Regions from separate parts of the Mus musculus genome. Here region 1 is linked to region 2. Evidence: chromatin loops called from intact Hi-C (ENCODE). Cell type or tissue: gastrocnemius. All regions are shown on one strand. Each heading gives the region's core, and the rest is flanking DNA. Links, peaks and the distances in the headings are about the cores only.

The links. Hi-C counts contacts between places; a loop is a spot of excess contacts. Peaks named below come from ENCODE experiments on the same cell type or tissue, not always from the same donor. Only the 100,000 strongest peaks of a DNase experiment are listed, where the experiment ranks them.
Region 1: it touches region 2 in a loop (2.0-fold over the local background); 4 of 42 quality-filtered maps call a loop at or near these places.

Annotation. Positions count from the first base shown.
Region 1 is chr11:4,816,223-4,819,029 of GRCm38, reverse strand. Nf2 (neurofibromin 2) reads left to right here. Exons shown (of 17, transcript NM_001252250.1): 3 at 403-525. Among named protein-coding and RNA genes, the nearest start is that of Nf2, 32 kb to the left of the region's middle. In gastrocnemius, for the core only: no CTCF peak of the experiment used is centred there; no DNase peak of the experiment used is centred there.
Region 2 is chr11:4,766,148-4,768,954 of GRCm38, reverse strand. It overlaps Nf2 (neurofibromin 2), which reads left to right. Exons shown (of 17, transcript NM_001252250.1): 17 at 682-2,807. Among named protein-coding and RNA genes, the nearest start is that of Cabp7, 20 kb to the right of the region's middle. In gastrocnemius, for the core only: no CTCF peak of the experiment used is centred there; no DNase peak of the experiment used is centred there; H3K27ac peaks cover 425 bases.

The DNA.
Region 1 (2,807 bases), core at 249-2,748, 50 kb before region 2:
AAGCTGTGTTCCAGTGAAACCTATTAGAGTGGGCAGTAAGAAAAAAAAGAATAAAGGTAGATGTAGTTATTTCAGTCTTCCATAAACGATATGCCCAGGATCTTGGAGTTTTAGATTCTAGCTTGTAACCATTTTCTGTGGCTTTGAGAATCCTGGTGCTGTCACTGTGGCTCCGCTCACCCTGTGGGTTATTGATTGATTTGGTTCAGAACCCCTGCATGAAGTGGATATTATATCCTGCTATGGATGGCTCTGTGAGTGCTTCCAATTGTATAACACACACAGCCTTTAGGAAATGGGAAGAATGTAACGGGAAGGGATTGTCTACCTTCCCTGCAAAGCACGCTTTGAAGGTAATAGAAGGGGCCAGCACAGCATGTCTTCTGCTCTGCAATTCTGCAGGTGTTGGATCATGATGTTTCGAAGGAAGAACCAGTTACCTTTCACTTCCTGGCCAAATTTTATCCTGAAAATGCTGAGGAGGAGCTAGTTCAAGAGATCACGCAACACTTATTTTTCTTACAGGTACACTAGCCCATGCTATCTCCCCCTCCCAACCACCCCTACCGTATTAAGAGGACCAGTCCAGGTATGGTTTCAGAAGCAGACCAGGTGAACCCCTTGGAGTTGACCACAAACACTTCCACACTGCAGAAAATGTTCTGCCTCCAAATAGTCAGTCCTTTGGCTCAGTAATAGAAAAAAGTCTTCAGAATAGAACTTTACCCAAGCAGTGAGAATTGGTGTCAGATGAAATTGCAGAGGTGTGATGATGAACAATAGAGTAACCCAGTATAAATCCTTAGTGAAGATGCATCCCTGTTTCTTCTAGCTAACTTAAAAGTTCTCTGACAGTATAAAGAAAAGCCTCAGAGACTTAGCAAAAAGTTCCTTTAAAGTTCAAGATCTGGGTCATTGAGGCAGGAATTCTGAATGGCAATGACCCTTGGCATGTCCCACTCCTAAGGTGTTTCAGACAACCTGCTCTGTGCTACTCTGGGTATATATTTCATTTCCTCTTTTATTAGAGTGCAAGCCCCTTAAAGAGAGGCTCACTGAATATGCAGTTGGTATTCTTAAGTAAGTTATTGTTCAATCAAACTGAAGAAATAATAGGTGTTCCAGAATTACAGGTTGACCACCTAGAAGCACAGTAAGGTTGTTGGTTTAAGGATGGGAGCCTTGCTTTGTTATAGCCAGAGAGCCCCTCAGTTTCCTGGCTGTCTGTAGTGACTGATGCCCAAGCTGCCTAAGCTCCTGAAGATGCCCACTGTCTATGATGTAGAGGATAGTTACGGGCCATTGATTACATTGGTTTCCCAGAATTATATCTGGCTTTTACCTAATCCTTGTACTGTGGAATCTCCGTGTATTGTGTTCATGATACAGTATGTGAAATGTAATATTACCCTCCAAATGTTGTCTTGTTTTGTTGGAGAAGAGAATCTCACTACATAGCCAAGGCTGGCCTTGAGCTTAAGATCTTTCTCCCTCAGCTTTTCAAGTGCTGGGATTATAGTATGTGTGCCCCCATGCCTGGCCAGATAGTTTCACCAAAGAGATCTGTGTGTGTGTTAGGTTAAAAGGTAGCCCTTTCAGATTGTTTCTGTGTTATGGCTGCTTCTTTATCTCTTTGTAAAGAAACTAGGAGATTTAAAGGTTTCACTGCTTCAGGACAGCTCAGCTTTCAGTTTTTCTTGGCTTTAAAGCCTGGGGGAATTATATGTGTGACCGAAGCCACATAAAGATTCTTTAGGGGTTGGGCTGTAGCTCTGTATTCATGAAGCCTTGGGTTCCAGCTCAGCACTGTATAAACAGAACACAGTGTGCTTTTGTAATCCACAGGCGAATCAGAAATTCAGGGTCATCTTCTGTTCTGTAGAGAACTCAAGCCAGGCTTAAGCTCCACGAAACCAGACTCCCTGTGTTATAAAAATGGCGTTCGTGTGCTTACCTGAGACAGCACTTGTCCCTCCTGTGACTTTGGCTTGATTTTCCTTCGTATTGAAATGTTAGATTGGTTTTGTGACTAAGGAAGGCAACATTTAATACTAGGAATCTGGAAAGACAGTTGGCTTTGTTAGCGTATTCTTACTTCATGTGGCTTTCTTGTCCTTGTGTCTGGAACATCACACATTGCACCACTGTAAGAAATTAGGTGTAATGAGATATGTTAATTCAACATTATGGCTTAGGAATTATATTTCCTGAGCCTCATGTGTACTTAAAAGTTGAATCGATCAAATTTTATTGCTTCCTTTTTCCTTAGAGCAGCACATTGGAAGTGGTGACTTTTTTCTACAGTCATAATTCAGTGGCCTTGGTGACTTTTGTCTTATATAAAGATTTGAAAGTACACTTTATCTCCTGCAGTCCTGGGAAGTGCGCCACAGGCCAACACTGAGACAGAAAGTGCAGCAACCCGCAGCTCTTGTCATGCCGCCACCTTGTCAGTCTCTGCTGTAATCAAACACATCTTTTTCTTGGCGGTGGGAGGAGGACTTTGTTGTTGGTTGGATGGTTTTTCGAGACAGTGTTTCTTTGTGTGATCCTGGCTGTCCTGGAACTCACCTCAACTCAAAGATCCACCTGCCTCTGCCTCCTCAGTGCTGGGATGAAAGGTGTGCACTAGACGGCTGGGCAAGCAGATCTTAATGCAAAAAGACGCAGCTGTCTTACCGATAGCTTCTTAGTGGCTGAACTAGCAACTGGTCTGCAACAGTTTTTTAAAAAGTTCCCTTTGTCGGAAACTCACTAACAGGCTGCTTTGTTCATTTAGGCTAAAGCCCTCATTTAGAATTCTCTGC
Region 2 (2,807 bases), core at 40-2,539:
TTCAGGAGCAGCTTGAGATGGGTGCCTATGCCAGATGCTGCTCTCTGAGGAGAGGCTGCAGGACAGCCCCAGGGTCAGGAACTCGGGGAGGCACATCTGCCTCTGCTCCCTTCTCCGTGCTCCCAGGCCAGACCTTGGTGGTATCCTCCTGACCTGCCAGGTACTGCCCAGTACACCTGTCCTACTCCAGCCTGGCATGCATAGGAGAGTCTGGTCTCTCACCTTCCAGGCCATGGGCAAGTCAGCTTTGGAGTCACCCAGAAGTAGGAGCAGAGAGAACAAACTTCATCTGACACAGGCCTGCTTTGCCTGAGGCCATGTTGCCTTGCCCTAGGTGGTGCCAAGCCTGGGCCTCAGCCCAGAGAGTTCGTGCAGTACAGACAGCAGCATGAGAGTTGGCGGTTCAGAGCCAGAGAAACATGAGAGTCACAAACTAGACTCGCTCTGGGAAAAGGTTGATAGGCACGTTTTCTGCTATCCTTTCTGACATGTCATCTGTCATTTTGCATTTGAATCCTGGAATAAATCTGAACCCTCATCTGGGCTTGACTGCTAGTATCTTGAGCATCTACTGGGCAGGTTTCTCTGTCACCCAAGCCACCGTTGAGGTCATTCCCTGCAGCAGGATGGGCCGTGCTGTGAGACCCAGTGCTCTTTCAGCTTCTTCTCTTCTTTCTACAGCTCACTCTGCAGAGCGCCAAGTCCCGAGTGGCCTTCTTTGAAGAACTCTAGCAGGTGACCCGGCCACCTCCTGCCACATCTGCTGCTCCTGACACCAACAGGATGGGCCTGACCCAAAAGGAACCATCAGTAGAGGGCTGGCTTGTTTGGGAACTCTTGAGTTGAGGGCCCCGTGCCACTCTGACCCTATAGAGAGGTTTCTCAATGTGTTCTAGTTCTCCTTGCCTCCTGCATACCTGCATATCTCTCTCTCCCTCCCTCTCTCTCTCTCTCCTTCTCTCTCTCTCTCTCTCTCTCTCTCTCTCTCTCTCTCTCTCTCTTATATAAATACTTGTTGTGTGTGGGCTGCCATCCTTCCTGCACCCAAGCACTGTGGTGCACGGGTTGCTGTGCTTGCTGACATTGAGAATCGGCTGTGGGAGTCCAGTGTGAAAGCTGGCTGAAATCTACCATGCAGGTGCTACCCACTCCCCAACTGGGCTTCTGGGATGGGCCTCCCCTCCAAGCATGGGGTAGAAGTGTGGACTGGCTTAGCTCAGAACCAGCAATGGGGGTTGGGGATTTAGCTCAGTGAGAGCGCTTACTCGGGCCCTGGGTTCGGTCCTCAGCTCTGGGGGGGGAAAAAAAAAGAACCAGCAACGATGGCTCCTTAGCCAGGCTCACCTGAGGCAGTGTAGCTGTCTGAATGGCAGGTAACAGGCAAGACAGCTGTGGCTAGGAAGAGGCTTAAGATAGAGGCTGTTGGGAGACACTGCACATGAGCCTTTGGTGGGCCAGGAGCTTCCCAGTCACATTCCCATCAGTGCCTGGGAACCCAGCTGTGACCAGGACCTCTGTCTCCTCCCCCTCAGCACATGGAACCCCAGAGCCCTGCTACCCGTCCATCATCCTCTTCAACACCTAGGCCTCACTGTCATTGTCCTTTTCTTCCCCAGGAGCCCAGCAGTGTCCTTTTAGTCCTTCCTTTCCTGAGCCTGACAGAGATATCAGGCTACTAACAGTCACACAAGCTAACACTATGGGTTGCCTCCATGCTAGGCAACAAATGCTTACCATGTGCCTCACACACTCCATGATTGGGCCTATCTTCTATGTAACTGGGGTCACTAGTGTAGCCGACCAGAACCCTTTAAGTCCTACAGAGCAGGTGATCTGCCTCAGTCCACAAGCAGATGTATATTAACTGAGGACAGCTGAGCTGAGGGGCTGAGCAAGGCGATGTTCCACAGTACGGTTTGTTTTTGAGAAACTGAGGCACACCACCTTGTTCCCGGGCTGTTATTGGGCCACTTTGTCATAGGCAGCCACCCAATGGTCACCTCAGCATCTTTGGGCACCTGTGATAGCACTCTAGTCTGAAACCTAAGGCTGAGGAGAAGGTCTCTGGACTTGACACCCCAGTATTTGCCGAGTCTTCCCTGGCTGCTCTGAAGTTGAGCTGTGTTCTCTGGCCTGAAACTGCTCTCTGACTTTCTTCCTCTCTGTACACTTGATTTAACAATGGCTGTGGGACACGAGACAATGATGCTGGTTTATAAAAATTATGCCAGGCCTTCCTTGGCTTTTTCATTTAACTACGCTTTATATCTCAAATTTGGGAAATACCAAGCTACATAACCACGTGGGCGCCCTGGTATTTGAGGAATGGTGGGTGTAACCATTTCGCCATTTCTTGGAAGGTGAGGTCCAAACCCCACTCAGAAGTACCTCAGCTCCGAGAGAGAGAGAGAGAGAGAGAGGGGGCGGGGGGGAGAGAGAGAGAGAGCTCGAATGGGTCCCCAGAATGTCTCCAGCCTGCTTTGAGCCTGTAGCTGGGTTCTTACTGGTAGAAAATTTTAGTCAAAGAGAAACATCTGAAGTCCAAAGTGAGGCCCAACCCTGGCTCTTCCTAGTTTCAATGGTTTCTGAAGCATAGGCAGGGGTACCCTGCTACTGAAACAGCAAGTCACTCTCAGTGCAGGACACTGAGGCCTTGCTCTTGCCTGTGGCTGGTCACAAACCCTGATTGAGGCAGTACCTGAGCCGCCACAGCACTCTGACCTGAGGTCACTGCCAACCCCTGCTAGACAACACCAGTGGGCTTCACTTACTGCTATATCCTCTTTTAGACAGGTTTCTCATGCTCC